Linked DNA regions of Mus musculus: region 2 is linked to region 1. Evidence: chromatin contacts called from ENCODE Hi-C or POLR2A ChIA-PET data. All regions are on one chromosome and are shown on one strand. Each heading gives the region's core, a stretch centred on a gene start or an enhancer-like site at or near the end of the contact. The rest is flanking DNA. Distances are from core to core; before and after follow the strand shown.

Evidence for each region. Hi-C counts contacts between places; a loop is a spot of excess contacts on that map. ChIA-PET counts read pairs that join two places held with the same protein, here RNA polymerase II (POLR2A).
Region 2: POLR2A ChIA-PET joins it to region 1 with 17 read pairs in Patski. The contact joins the promoter of Zfp60 here to the promoter of Map3k10 in region 1. A Hi-C loop is called at or near these places in 8 of 37 maps with a recorded cell type or tissue (adrenal gland, heart, left cerebral cortex and 2 more). POLR2A ChIA-PET finds 5 or more read pairs at or near these places in 4 of 5 experiments (Patski and embryonic stem cell).

What each region holds. Positions count from the first base shown.
Region 1 is chr7:27,669,701-27,677,646 of GRCm38, forward strand. It overlaps Map3k10 (mitogen-activated protein kinase kinase kinase 10), which reads right to left and starts at 4,881. Exons shown (of 10, transcript NM_001290528.1): 1 at 3,643-4,881. The coding sequence starts at 4,324. It also overlaps a transcript of Zfp607b not described here.
Region 2 is chr7:27,727,500-27,735,445 of GRCm38, forward strand. It overlaps Zfp60 (zinc finger protein 60), which reads left to right and starts at 3,910. Exons shown (of 5, transcript NM_029531.2): 1 at 3,910-3,971.

The DNA.
Region 1 (7,946 bases), core at 3,631-6,130:
CATCACTGTTATCAAGACTGACTGAGCCGGATGGTGGTGGCGCACGCCTTTAATCTCAGCACTTGGGAGGCAGGGGCAGGCGGATTTCTGAGTTCAAGGCTACCCTGGTCTACAGAGTGAGTTCCAGGACAGCCAGGGCTAGAGAGACCCTGTCTCGAAAAAAACAAACAAAAACAAAAAAACCAACCAAACAAAAAAAGGCTGACTGATACAACTAAGCATACAGAGTAGCTCTAGCTGACCAGAGGCAGTACGCCATCTAACAGTGATGACAGCTATGATTAGTGTCCACACTGAGGTTAAATTAGCAAACTAATTCTTAAGAGAAGTTACTTGATCAAAAGCATATGGCTATCTAGATAACCAGCTTTCCATCTCTGTCCAATGTCTCAATGCTGAGATAGTTTATGCTTTGCATGTTTGTGCCATGTTTGAGTGATGGGCATTGAACCCAAGGCCTTATGCATGTGAGGGAAGCACTTTAAGACTATGTCACAGCCTCAGCTTGATGTGTGTGTATGTGTGTGTGTGTATTAATGCACACATCTGCCTGTATGTTTACATGTCCAACATGTGCATGCCTGGTGTCTGAAGAGACTTCAAGTATAGAATCCCCTGGAACTGGAGTCACAGATGTTTGTGAGGTACCTTGTGGGTGGTAGGAACTGAAGTCATGTTAGCAATGTTCTCTGCAAGAGTAGCCAGTGCTCTTAACCACCAAGCTCTCTCCAGCCTCCAGGCCCGGGCTTTGCTGTTTTGAGAGATTCTCACACTGTAGTCCAGTCTGACCTCAAATCTGCAGCCATCTCCACCGTGCAGCCTCCAAACACTGCGATTCTATGCCGGTCTCCATGTTCTACCAGGTCTCCTACTTCTCCACAGAGGCATACTCTTCCCACCTCACAACTGCCCTGCTCTCCCTAGCTCTCTTTGTAAGGCTGATTCCTTTATGTTCAGTTTTTGCGCCCCAGATATTGCCTTTCTTGACCATCAAATATAATGAATTCACCACAGTTCCCTCAGAGTCTCTGTAACTCTCTGCAAACTGATACTCATCTTCCTTTCCCCTCTCTTCCCATCTTTCCTCTAGCTATGGACCCTGTCTATATGTATCTATCATCCCCTTATCTATAGGTAGCTTGATTGATCAATCATCTATTCTTATTTACTACATATAGATTACGTATTAGTGAGGGGTAGGGTTCTCTTCCTGCTCTTCTTTTTCTTCTTTTGAGATAGTCTCATTAGACAGCCCTGGCTGTCCTGAAACTCACTCTAGCTCAGGCTAGCCTTCATCTCACAGAGACCTGCTTGCCTCTGCCTCCTGAGTGCAGGGATTAAAGCCTTACAATACCACGCCTGTCTCTTCTCCTTTAAAAAAATGTTTATCTGTTTTCTGTGTATGCATTCCTGTATGAGTTGTTCTAGACATGTCCCAGGAATTAAACTGAAGTTGCCAGACTTGGCAGCAAATACCTTTGCCCAGCTAGCCATCAGACTGTCCCCTGACTTATTTATTTATTTAGATAGCATCTTACACTGTCATCCAGATTAGCCTGGAACTCATTATGTAGCTCAGGCTGGTCTCAAACTTATGGCAGTCCTCTTGCCTCAGCCTCCTAACACTGGGATTAGAGGCATGCCACTACACCCAGCTGTCCCTAGTCTCTTCCATGATCCTAGAGCCATGGATGAAACATAGATGCTTAAGAATGACTAAACTAAGTCAGTCATGGTAGTACCTCCATTACGTGGGAGGCTGAGGTAGCAGGTTGGTAAAACCAAAGCTAACCAAACACCAAAACTAAAACAAACCAGGTGTCAGGATGGCTGAGCAGGTAAAGGCACTTGTAACCTGATGATCTGAGCCCCATCCCAGAGCCCTCATGGTGGAGAAGAGACGCGACTCCTGGCAGCTGTCCTCTGATTTCCACACATGCATGGTGATGTCTATTTCTAACCCCAGTAGTAAATAATTTAAAAAAAAGGATTACTGAAGCAAAGGACAAATGGCATCAGACGGGGAACTTCTGGAGGAAGGGTGTAGGGAACTGTTGTGGGACCTGTGTCCATTACTGCCCCAGGGGAAGCCTGGGCCTTCAGAGCCCAGCCACCTTGTCCAGGTTGTGTTAAGAGATGCTCTATGGATCCTCTGGGTGGGGAAGGGCTTAGGATCCCCTCATGCCAGTGGCCCTGCCTCTACTCACCCAGCAGTTTAGAAACACTAGAATGTGGGCATCCATACAGGCAGGGCCCACCTGCATCTGTTTTGTTGAGTCTCCCAGACTGGGCAGAGGCCACAGAAGGTCATCAGCACTTGGTCACTCTCTGTGTGGAATGTATGAATGCCAGGCTGAGGAGATGAAAACCACTCAGTCCCTCTCTTCTAGGGGCTAAAGTTGCAGTTAGTAACAAGCTTATACAAAACAGCAGAGTGGAATCAAGCAAACATAAACCAACAGCTAAGAAGGGACTGCTGAGGGGTAAGTACTGAAGGCGAAGGGAGGGGTCTCACATTCCTGGGTTAAGAATGACCCACTTGAGGGCAGGGAAGTGCAGGCCTCATTTGCTGTGGAGCCCCCTGCACATGCTCTGGCCTTGTGAATACCAAATGCAAGGCTGAGGCCATCAATTTAAAAGACAAAAATGAAAGATATGAAATGAGGCTCAGCAAGGATGGGAGAGCCCAAGGAGGCAAAGTCTTCCCAGTTGTATACCTAGGAGTATCTAGCACATGCCAGAATGATCTAGAAAGAAAGAAAGAAAGAAAGAAAGAAAGAAAGAAAGAAAGAAAGAAATGTCTCATCGATGAGGACTCTCAGGGAAAGAAACCATGGTGTCTTGTTGCTTGGAGATGGCCTAACTTAATAGCGGGCCCACTAATATTTGTTGATGCCCTGAGATACTTTTGGTCTAGATATGATCGATTTCTAGGGACCCTTCCCATCTGCTTGGCCCATTGCTGACTCAACCAACCAGTCAGCCAGCTTTGTAGAACCTGTGCCGGGCAAAGCAGCCTGGAAGTGTTTTCTATCAGCCACTCTCTTCCCAACGCCTTCATCTGCTCCACTCTGCTGGAGAGCCAGCAGCATCTAGAGAACAGTTTTGATTTGCCCCATCCCACCCCTATCCCAAGGCACACAAGGAAGTGTTTGGAGACATTTCTGGTTTTGATAGTTGGGAGCAGGGTTGCAGAGTACTAATGACCTCTTGTGCATAGAGCCCTAAGGCCACCAAACAACATAAAGTGCACAGAACAATCGCTCTGCCAATGACAAGACCACAAAGGTTAACCTTTGTGACAGGCTTGGGAAGCCCTGGCTTCAACTAAGCCAGCTCTGTCCATCTCTGCCTGGTAGACTCCAATGCCACGATCAGGTTGTGGGCATCATGAGGACAGACTCTGCAAGTGGCAATGAACACAGGGACTGTCATAGTGCCATGGATACACCATCATTGACCTACTGAATGAAAGAGACCTTTCTGAGCTTCCCTTTTCTTATTAATACAACCAAAGTCCCCCTTCACCTGGCCCTGCTTGCCCCATGCAGTGCCATCTGCTGTCCATTGCCCTTTCCAACGATCTGGGCTTGGCCTCATAAGATTCAGCGGAAGAGTTTTGGGAGAGAGGATACCACTTACTGTTGATGGACTTGAGGTCCCGGTGAATGATGGGCACAGGGGCATCATTGTGTAGATAGTTCATGCCCCGAGCCACCTGCACAGCCCAGTTGACCAGCACATGAGGGGGGACCCGGCGACCTGCCAGTACCCTGCTCAATGCACCTCCCCGAGCATATTCCATCACCAGGCAGAGGTTTGGGGGGCTGAGGCAGGCGCCCCTCAGGGCAATGATGTTGGGGTGCTGCAGGGCTCCAAAGAGCCGGGCCTCCTGGCGGACCTGCTCCGCTGTCACTGCCGGGTCCCGTTCAGGGTCCAGCCGAGCGGCCTTGACCGCTACTTCCTCTCCACGCCATACGGCGCGATAGACTTTGCCAAAGCCCCCGACACCGATGATCTCCTCCAGCTGCAGCTCGTGGAAGGGGATCTCCTGTGGCAGCTGGAGGTCTGAGGGTGCGGCGGGTGCAGCGGGGGCCACGTAGTTGCTGGGGAAGACGCCCACACGGCCGCTGGGCAGCTGCCCTGTCCACCAGCCCTCATCTCCAGACACCGCACAGTCCTGGGAAAGCACCTGGACGCGGTCGCCTCTCCGCAGGGTCAGCTCCTCGTCGCCCACCGCCTCGTAGTCGAACACGGCGGTCCACACTGGCCCCGCGGGGGTCGCGCCCCACTCTCTGGCCGCCGCCCCCTCCTCCTCCTCCATGGGGGAGGGGCCGGGGGCTGCGGGAGGCCGCTTCACGCAGGCTGCCCGCGGAATGCTGAGCGCGGGGCCGGGAGGCCGGGATGGGAGACAGTCCCTGCGGACCCCGGGGGGCTCCTGGGGACCATAGCTGGGGGAGGGGCCTCCGCTGGAGCGAAGGAATTAAAAAGAAAAAAAACCCCAAAAACCTAAAAAACACCTTTTTCAAACGATAGGACCGATCCCTCGGATTTGGCTGTGCAGGAGAGGCGTTAGGTTCACCTGTCCCCAACGATGTCAGGGCGCAGGGAGGGCCGGGTCGAGCGGGGCCCGCCGGCGGAGGCCGAGGCCGAGGGCAGCAAGCGGCCGCCCCTCCCCGCGCCTCTCACCCCGCGCAGCTCCACCGGCGGCCCCCGGCTCCGCATCCTCAGCCACGACCGCAGGGCCGGGCAGGGATGGCGGCGCCCCGGGGGCGGCCGCCCCGGGATGGGGTGGCGCGCCCCTCGGCCTCCTCACGCGAGGAACGCGTGGGCGGCCCCCATCCTCCTCAGCCGGCTCCTGGTCGGCCCCCTAAGTCCCTCTCCCCGCCGGGGCTCTTGGCGGTGTCCAGTGACGTGTTTATGCTGCCGCCGCGATGCCGCCTGGGAGTTGTAGTCCCAAGCTGCGAGGCCTTGGGTTCGTCCCAGGCTACATGAGCCCTGGTCCTTAGGCCCTATCTCCTATCAGGGCGAATGAACCAACGCTTTCTACAAGCCCTGCAGGAGACCCGTTCATGTTGGAGTTCACGGTAACTGACTCATTTAGCCAAGGGAAACATAGGAGCTGAATGAATGGAGATTACGGACCGATACTCCTAAAGCGGTTCGGACAAGGTTCGCAGGATAGTCTCTAGGGTCCCTGGCTGGAAGTGCATGCTGGGAAATGTAGTTCGTTCGTGGACCATTGCGCTCCTTGAACCACCTGCTTCAGAGAGCAATGGGTGACTGGAGCAAGTTAACGCACAGACTTGTGCTGCCTCTTTGGGCAGGAGCAGGCTGGAGGGCGAAGTGTACTGTCTCGAAGATTTCATAGCCAGATTTGCTTGCCTCACCAGCTATGGGATCACTGGCATCTGCAGTAAGAACTTGTCTATACTCTTCTGCCTCCTATAATGAGCTTCAGTTTGGAGAGAGGGGGCTGAAAGGAGGGGTTTCCGGGGGTGGGGGCTTTGCTCAGATGATGTCATTAAATCTTCACGAAGAGCCTCATTTACAGGTGACTCAGAGAAACAAACTCACTTTGTTCAAGATTGCTAAATTATAAATGGCAAAGCAAGAGTCAAGGGCAGTTTAAAAGAAATTGAAAAATTGAAAAACAAACACTGTCAGTGATCGTATTTTTAAATTGTGTGTGTGTGTGTGTGCGCGCGCGCGTGCGTGCGTGCACGCACCCAAAGAGGGCGTTGGATCTCCTGGAAACTTCAGTCACAGGCGGTTGTGAGCCACCCCATGTGGGTGCTGGGGACCCAAATTCAGGTTCTCCGCAAAAGCAGCATATGCCCTTTAGAGCTGACCCATCTTTGCCCCCTACGGTAACTAAGATTCTGGTTGAGTTTATTTGTGGGACAGGCAAAGAACTGACTGAGAGGGACAAAGGTGTGCGTGTGTGGAGCTTTATTGAGGCAAGCTGACAATCGCTGAGTTGGGAGTCGTTACAAGGGCTCTGTGTTTAGCATTTTATAAGACTTATGGGTCCTCTCATCTTAACATTTTGCCTAGGCATTTGTCCTTCTAACCTTTCTCTAAGGAAGGAAACAACCCTGGCAGGAAGGCCGTTTCTCTACCTGCCTATATATTTTTCTAACTTATCCTCAGCACCATGTTTTTAGAATGCTGCCTTTCTATGTATAGAATGCAGAAGGTGAGTCCTGTATAACGTCAGTGGCTTGTCCAAGAACTATAAACGTCAGGGGGTAGAATCCTGGGTCTTTCCAGTTTGGTGATCCTAAATGGCTTGAGACTCTGGATAGAGGAAGGAAGAGAAGAATTTTAAGAACTCTCATAGCCAGATTCTGAGACACTGATGCTAAAAGATCACAGGAAGTGATACTACTCCTGTAGCTGACTAACAAGTCTCCTGTTGTCTGCTTAGGGAAACTAGGGGTCTATCGAGAATGCTTGTTGGCTGGTGAGATGGCCAAGCTGGAGTTTGAGCCCAGAACCCACGTTGTGGAAAGAGAGAACTGACCCCTGCAACTTGTCTTCTTAGCTTCTCCATGTGCAGCTTGGTTGGCATTGAATGCCTGTGTGTGTGTGTGTGTGTGTGTGTGCGCGCGCGCGCGTGTGTGCGCGTGTGCACTCGCACACACTCACAGAGGTGGGCAGGGGGAGGAGAGGGTAAGAGGGGGGTGAGAGGGAGAGAGAGAGAGGCCAGAGGTGAGCCCTAGCTATCCTGGAAATTGCTATGTAGACCAGGCTGACCTCAAACTCAAGAGACCTGCCTATTTCTGCCTTCTGCTGAGATTAAAGGTTCAGATACCATGGTCGGCTACAAATCTTTTATTACTAAGACTTTCCCTCTTAACTGTGAGGTGCTAGTCCATGATGCTTTAAGATATTAGCTTCTTACTGATGCTGGGAAGTGGTGACGTATGCCTTTAATCCCAGCACTTGGGAGGCAGAGGCAGGCGGATTTCTGAGACTGAGGCCAGCCTGGTCTACAAAGTGAGTGCCAGGACAGCCAGGGCTATACAGAGAAACTCTGTCTAGAAAAAACAAACAAACAAAAAACAAAAACAAAAAAATCCAAAACAAACAAACAAACTACTGAAAATTGCACAACACCCCGCATGCTTGGGTTAGGCTGACACTGTTAGTCTGTTTATTAACATCTTAGGGGTGATTCAGTGTCAATTAAGCGTGTGGTTGGAACAGGGTGTCTCCAAACAGGGATCTAGCCTTGAGTGAGGAAAGAAACCTTGCTTGGCTTTAGATCTTAGTGGATGCTGTCTTAGTTTGGGTCTTCATTGCTGTGAAGAAACACCATGACCAAGGTAACTCTTATAAAGGACAACATTTAATTGGGGCTGGCTTACAGTCTCTGAGGTTCCATCCATTATCATTGTGGAGGGAAGCATGGCAGCGTCCAGATAGGCATGATGCTGGAGGAGCTGAGAGTTCAACATTTTGATTTGAAGACTGCTAGAAGACTCAGCATCTTCAGGTGAGTAGGAGGAATGTCTCAAAGTCCCCCACCCCCCACAGTGATGCACTTCCTCCAACAAGGCCACACCTCCTAACAGTACCACTCCCTGGGCCAACCATATTCAATCCACCACAAATGTTTTCATGGAATAGGGTGGATAGGGATAGGATTAGTCAGTTTCATAGATTTCCTTTGCTCTATCACCGATCCAAGCCCCAGCCCCTCTCTGATGGATTCTAGGCAAGTGTTTTATTACTGATTACCGCCTCCAGTCCTTTACTGGGGGATTCTAGGCAGGGGCTCTACACCTGAGCCACGCCCCCAGCCCCTCACTAGTGTATTAGTCAGCTGTTCAACCGTCAAGCTTCATCCCAGCCTTCCTTTGTTTAATTTATTACGCTCTATTCCAGTGGTTCTCAGCCTTCCTAATGTCGCAACCCCTTAATACTGTTTCTCAAGTTGT
Region 2 (7,946 bases), core at 2,660-5,159, 57 kb after region 1:
CAACTTTTCCCAGCATTCCAATTGTCCAAACTGACTGAGTTTGCAGAGTCTGTCCCAGGATGCTGTCAGGAGTGACTGGAAGAAAAGTTGTCCTGTCCTCCCTACAGGGACAGGACACAGAACACTGACAGTTAAACTGTGAGGGGCCCCACACAAAGCCCCTGGGATTAAAGGCGTGCACCACCACTGCCTGGCCTTCTGACAGCTTTCACAGTTGATATGCTGTGCAATTTGACTAGGCACCGTTGCTGTTCTAGGTTTGTTCTACCTGTTACTGAGATTGAAAATGAAAGATCCTGACAGAATGTAAAAGGTCACAGAAGTCCTGAAATTAGCAAAATAGATTTCATTGTTAGCAGAACTAGCTTCACTGATTTAGAAAATTAGAGATGCACGATGCTCTGGCCGCTCCTAGAACCTGTGTGTCTGCCAATGTTTTGATCGTTCCTTGAACCCAATTGTGTGCCCACTGATGAAGCCAGGTGTTTGTGATATTGGTTGCTGGGGAAGAGTCAGAAAATCTCCCCAGCAACCACAGCCGGCCAATCCAGAATTGCTACACCTGCACCAGACTCTTTCCTTGTACCCCTCCCATACCCATTTCTTGAGAAGTCAATCCCTACAGGCCAAGCATTCAAATATGAGTCTAGGGGACCATCCCTAGTCTAAACACCACACACAAGAACATGAAACTACTCAGCTATAAGATATATGCAGAAGACCTAGGTCAGACCTCTATAGCTTTTCTGATCTCTCAAGTTCCCATGAGTCTCAGTTGACTGTGAGCTGGATTTGCTTGGTGTGTCTCTAACCCCTTTGATTTCTCCAATTCTTCCTCCCCCTCCTCTGCAGGACTCTCTGAGTTCTACCTAGCATTTGACTATGGGACTCTGCATCTATTCCCATCAGTAGCTGGATGAATTCTCTCTGGTCTTATTGATGAAGACTCTGCTAGGCTACAGTCAGTTGCTTAAATTTTTCTCATAGACCTACTTTTAATATAGCTCTTAATCTCTTTGACCTCTCTTCTAGCCCAATACCTACCCCAGGTAGTGGAAGAGAAAGGTTATTAGGGGGACTGGAGAGATGGCTCAGCAGTTAAGAGCACTGACTGCTCTTCCAAAGATCCTGAGTTCAAATCCCAGCAAACACATGGTGGCTCACAACCATCCATAAGGAGACCTGACACCCTCTTCTGGTGTGTCTGAAGACAGCTACAGTGTCCTTAGATATAATAATAAATCTTGAAAAAGAAAAGAAAGGTGATTAGGAATGTGGGAGAAGTGGACCTGTTTATAAATTGTTCTTTGGAGCAAATCCCATCTCTGTTGTCGGGAAAGCAGTAGTTCAGTTTACAGGAATCGGGAGCAGCCACTCAGCAGCTCCATCCACTCACAAACACTCCACGAATACACCAGCAGTCCAGCTCAGCAGCGTTGGCATAGCAAACATGAATCAGCAGAAACAGCCAGGTCTGCAATGCATTGTTGGTCTTTAGTCTTGGCTGATCGTCGTTTCTTTGAGTCACTAGGAGCAGCCAGGATCAACAGGGGTGCCAGGAGAAGGTCTGTGTTGTGCCTCTCTCAAAGAATTGAAGATCAGTCAAGACTAGAGACCAACAATGCATTGCAGAGCTAGCTGGGCAAGACCCTGTCACTGTCTGTTGGGTCCAAACATCTCCAAACATCATGCGTCCTCCACGGGTCTTGCCTCACACCCATGTTCCTTAGCACATGAGTCTGTTTTAGCAAAACTCGAAGTGAGTCTGTATCAGCTGACATCACTCTGCTAATTGGCCTGAGTCCTTGGAAGTGGCAAGAAGCTGCCAGAACACCACCAGGAGTCTTGGTGCGTATCTCTCTATGGAGTAATGACAGATGGAGCTTAGCTATGCAGTGTAAGGTGAGACAATACATGCGTGTTGCTAGGGAAGAATCCTTCATCACATGTCCTTTCGGGTGCTTGCTTTAGCAAAAACTCCTTTCACCTGTATCTGCTTCAGAAAAACACTCCTTCATGTGTTTGCCCCAGCCAATCACCATCCTACACAACTGATTTTTCAAAGAAACCATAAGTTTCCACTTATTAGTCCCAGAACATTCTGCAGGCAGGACAAACTGTAGGTCTTTTGGTTTGCCACACAAACCATTATGAACCAATGTGGTCTACAAAGTGAGTTCCTGGATGGCCAGAGCTGTTACACAGAGAAACTGTCTTGAAAACAAAACAAAACAAAACAAAACAAACTGAACTTCATTTGATGAATTGCTACTTTGTCATCAATGGCAATGTTCTTTGTCCCCCAATCTGCCTCAACTTTAAAATCAATCTAATTCTTCTTTTGACTATTGTGAGGATGGTCACTTTGTTTTGTTTGTCTTTTGTTACAAGGTTTCTTCGTGTAGAGACTGCTGGTTCTGTAGACCAGGCTGGCCTTGAACTCTTAGAAATCTGGTATTAAAGGCATGTGCCACCACTGCCCGCCTGAGGATGGTCACTTTTAATCAGCTAGAGTATTTATCAACGTATTTTCTGTAGTTAACATCTGGTTGAGACTGACTTATTTCAAATCTAATCTGTCTATACTGTAGGCGTTTAGATCATTTACAAAGCGTCTAATATGTTTAGTGGTCCTAATAGGATTATCATTAACCTTGACACTAGTTTTCTCTCATGTTCTGGAAAAATATGTGTAAATATAAATAATAAATAAATGTGGTTTTGAAAGCTCATGTTGAAAGACTCCGAGAGGAGCCCCTTGCTCAGGCCTCAGGACAATAGCGGACACCCAAGAACTCACAAGAGACCAAGCTTGATGCAAACCACATGAGGCTTTATTCGGGGAAAGCCAGAGCTCTGGGGACGACTCATATCCCACGCAGGGGTAGAGGAGTCGACCCCAAGGGGAAAGAGGTCCCAGTTTTTATAGGCCCTCAGGGGGGGAAGGAGAAGGGGGAAGTAGGGGATTTCCAGATCTAAACAATGTTTATTCTCAAGAAATGGGTATGGGAGGGGTCCAAGGGAAGAGTCTGGTGCAGGTGTAGGAACTCTAGATTGGCCGGGCTGTTGTTGCTGGGGAGATTTTCTGACTCTTTTTCAGCAACCAATATCACAAACACCTGGCAATGGGCTTCATCAGTGGGCACACACATGGGTTCAAGGAACGGTCAAAACATTGGCAGACACACGGGTTCAAGGAGTGGCCAGAGCATTGTGCACCTCTATTTTTCTAAATCAGTGAAGCTAGTTCTGCTAACAGTGACATCTATCTTGCCAATTTCAGGGCTTGTGTGACCTTTTACATTCTGTCAGGATCTTTCAATGTCATGTTACACTAAGTACGTTTTCCCTACATAAACAAGGCATACGTCGGTGGTTGTTTACATACGTCGGTGGTTGTTTAGATACTTCCACATGCTAGTCATTCACCTTTCAAAATGGGCGCAGTTCTGTTGATATTTATCCAACTAGTCCTCACTCACGTTTTCCTATCTAGATAACAGGGACACTGACTCTCTGAACATCTGGCTGTCTGAAATCGCTGATATAAACTACCACGTTTAAAACCAACCAATTCTTTAGTTCAGTGTCTTCCAATCTACCATAGTCCCTACTAGAGCACAGCAGGTGGAATCCCTCTTGGTGCAAAGTGTAACCACGCCAGTTATATCCGGATTTGATCACGCTTCCTATTCTGTCCGGGGGTGGGGTGGGGGGTCTGGGAGACAGAACACGACGTCTCCCACAAACCACTGGCATAGCTCTCAGATGGCCTGGCCTAAGTTGTGTGCAGTGATCTCTCTGAACTACAGACCGCTAGGCTTCATCGAGTTGAGCACTCGGCACTACATTTCCCAGGGGCTACCGCGGCGGAAGTAAAGCAACTTCCGGTGCCCTGGCGGCGCTATAGCGGACGGTCGGGTCTTTCTGGTCTGAGTAGGGAATTGCTTTGTGTCTTCGGTCTCTGCAGAGTAAGGCCGGGAGTCCGGGTGTGGGTGTGGACGGTGGGGTGGATGGATGTTGATGCGTGTGTGAGTGTTTAGGGACGGTGCTGTGTGTGCGCGCGCGCGTCTCTGCGTACGCACCTTGAGCTATTTGCATTATCACCGTGCTTGTCGCTTTCTCTCGCGGCCACCAGCAGAGGACCAAGCTTCACTGAGGAGAGGTGAGGGGCGGAGTCTGAAGGGAAGCTTTCCCTGTGGTTCAGATTGAGCTTTGTGACGAGCATTTGAGGCCGAAAGTGCCTCCGAGGGTGGCCTACTGGCCTTTTCTCAGAGCTCTAGCCGTGTGAGTGTCGAGGGAAGAGAGGGGAAATGCTCACTGGGGATGCTCTCAAATGTAATCTAGGCTTACTCAGATGTAATCTAGGCTTACTCAGGCTCCCTGCGCAGGCCATTATTCAAAAGGAGGGCTGGAGGAGCGTGAGATCGTTGTTGCTACCCACCGAAGGCTCAAGGGCGAGTTTGCGCTTTCTCTCTGTGCGAGAAATGAGGGTTTTATGTTTAGAATATGGAATTGTCAGTAAATGAAGAAGGAACGTGTAAATTGATACCGCCATCATTGTGTCCCTTACATTGTCCCTCCCCTTTCCAGTTAGTATTCACATTATCGTTTCAATGACCCTTGACATCTTCTGTCTACAATCACTCCCCCCACCTCACCGACCATGTTATAGATAGGAACCGACAGAGGTTAACAAAAGGGCTTTCAAACTCCGATGTGCTAAATCGATTTCTATTTGGATGGTGTCACACGTCAGATGGCCTTAGATCTTCTTACAGGTCTTCATTTCAAAGCAGCGGAAGAGTGGAGGTTTTTGTTTTCTAGTAGATTTTGAGATTGGGAAAGTGGTAGGCTCTCTCCCCCTCCCCTCCCCTCCCCTCCATCTGGGTTGGAGTCTTGGTTCTGTCCCCTCAGGCTCTCCAGGCCTGTCAGGAACCTTAGGATGCCTGTGGTGAAGCCTGTTAGTGCAGTGCCGCCATATCCTAAGGGCCTGGTGTGCTTTAGTTGTTGCTCTGTGAGGCCATCTTGGGTTCATTCCACTCAGTGTTCTGCAGGACAAGGGAGTGTGAGAAACAATGCGATTGCTGGTGGATGTTTAAGAAAGCCACTCAAACAGAAAAGCTAGGCTTTGTGGGGTACAACGAGGCAGAAAGAAGCAGGAAGGGCAATGTGAATTCTGTAGCAGCTTGATCCCCATAACACGTTTCAGGCCAGCTGGCCTACACAGTGAGAACCTATTTCAAAAACAAGGAAGGTGAATATACCATAGAGCAGAGTGTTTTTCCAAATGTTGCGACGAACTGTTTGTATTGTGTAAATCTGTACCGTATTTATGTCCTTTGGGATGACTTAATCTAACTCACATTTTTGGAGTGAGTACACTTAATGTCCACCCTCTCTGTCTTTTCAAAACCATCCATCGAAGTCCATGTTTCATGACACATCTCTGAGCTTCTGTCCGGTAGCTGGAATTCTGTAGCCCTTGATCATCATCCTCCCATCTCTCTCCCTTATGGATCTGCGTCTCCCACTCTTGACGCCTCCGCCACTCAAACCCCACCAACCAGCATCTTGCTGTTCCTAGGAGAAAACAGCTTCAGATTCTACATGACTGAGACCATGGGTATCTGTCATTGTTTAAAGATGAAGTATTTGTCTTCAAAGTTACGTATGTTGGGTTATGTGTCCATGACCACAGGTGCCCCCCCCCCCCGGAAACCAGAGCTATAGGCTTCCCTGCAGCTTGGGTTCCAGGCACTGTAGCTGTCAGGAGACTGAACTCTGTCCTCTGCAAAAGCCATAGCGGCTCTCAGCCCCTGAGCCATCCCCATCCCCCGTGCTTGCCTTCCTCTTTAGCGTATTGCATGTGTGCATCCATATTGTAGTAAATGATTCACTGTGCGTGAGCCCCATCCTCCATGTGCTTGGTCCATTCGTCTGCTGGTGAGGTCGCGTATCACTGCTATGGAAATGATGCTGGAAGAGCGGTGGGAGTGTAAATGTCTCTTGCAGATACTGATGTTATTTCCTTTGTGTGTATTCCCCTCAGCCGTGGGATCCATGGATCAGTGTGAGGTCTGTTTGTAATTGAAAATCTGCCACATTGTTTTCTGCAATGACTGTGAAGTTACATTTCCTCCATGATGTTCTTTTTCTTCTATATTCTCTACATTATGTTTTGTTTTCTGATAATGGTCAGTGTTTTTAAAAAGATTCATATTCATTATTCTCTCTCTCTCTCTCTCTCTCTCTCTTCCTGAGTGTTGTGCCTACATAACCTATGGCTCCTTGTGCATACCTGGTCGTGTAGGTGATCCGAAGAGTGTGTCAAATCCCTTGAAATTGGAGTTAGAACTGGTTGTGAACCACCATGTGGGTGCTGGGAACCCTAGCCTCTGCAAGAGCAACAAGCACTCTAAACAAACCTCTTTGCTAAGTCTCTGGGCTGCTGTAACTGACACTCTTAATGGGCTTGAGGTGGCCTCTCTTTGTGATTTTAATGACTCTCATTCTGATGCTAATTTTTCATATAACTATTAATAGGCCATATTGATGTTCTGTTTGGGTAAGTGTCTATTTCCAGCTTGCCTGTTCCTTAACGAGGAAGTTTCCCAGTCACTGAGTTGTCTGCATTCCTGATGAAGCTGCTGTGCAGGAGTTTAGCTGTCCCCTCCTAGTCCGATGCAGTTTGCAGTTATTCCCTCCCGGTCTCTAGATTATCCTGGTACCATGTTGATTGTTTCCTTGGTGGTGTAAAGGTTTTTAGTTTGATACAAATGGTCGTATTTGTCCATTTTGCTTCTGTTGCTTGTGTTTTTAGAGTAATGCCCAATATGTCCACTGTCCTGGAGGCTTCCCTGTATGTTTCTTCCTAGTGGTGTCAGTTCGTAAATTTTAATCTGTTTTGGGTTGACTTTTGCATGTGGAGTGACTGAAGGTCTAGTGTCATTCTCATGAACGTTAATATTGACTTTTTGCCAGCTCTTCTGATTATAGATGCTGCCTTGGAGCTCATGTAGACCAGGTTGGCTGAGGACTTTGAACAAGCTCCCTGTCTCTGCCTCCCCAGAGCTAGAATTATAGACCTCAGCCACCATATCCAGCAGGACTTCCTGTACTGTTAGCAATGGTCTTTGGGATCACAAACTTTATGAAGCATTGGCAGTTATAAGTGTCACAAGGTCACAGACTAACTATCAAAATGTGGGCAGGGAGATGGCTTGAGTTATCCTATTTCTTCTCAAATGATTTATGATTGACAGTAAGAAATGAGGAGGGCTGGTGAGATGGCTCAGTTGAGTGGGTAAGAGCACCCGGCAGCTCTTAGCTCTTCTGAAGGTCCGGAGTTCAAATCCCAACAACCACATGATGGCTCACAACCATCCGTAATGATCTGACGCCCTCTTCTGGTGTGTCTGAAGACAGCGACAGTGTACTTACATATAATAAATAAATAAATAAATAAATAAATCTTTAAAAAAAATGAGGAAACTTTCTCAAAAGGGTTACCGGATGTGACAGGAATAGATGTTGTGGAAAGTCTCAGGTATTTTAGGCTCATTTAACCCTCTACACCATTTTAACAGCTCTCTTGCTCTAGCCAATTGTATACTTGTTTTTGCCGCAGTAACTTTACTGGCTGTAAATGTACTTTGGCTTACTTGTTTAAGGTTGGGAAACCAAATGGTAGAGAAAAAGCTGTATTTATTGTGAGGATGCATAAAAAAAACCCTTAACGTAAAGAAATGTAGCTTAAACAGAAGGGGAACGGTAGCAGAGCCATCGTGTCAGCATGAGTTCCAGTGACTGACAGCGCCTAGGCTTTAAAGTAGCCTTTTCTCAGTGATTTTTTTTTCTGACATTTTATGGGCTTGTTCTTTTGGCAGTCTTAGAATCTTTTCATAACGTAGTTTCAAGACATTCCTGACAAACCAGGAAGTCTC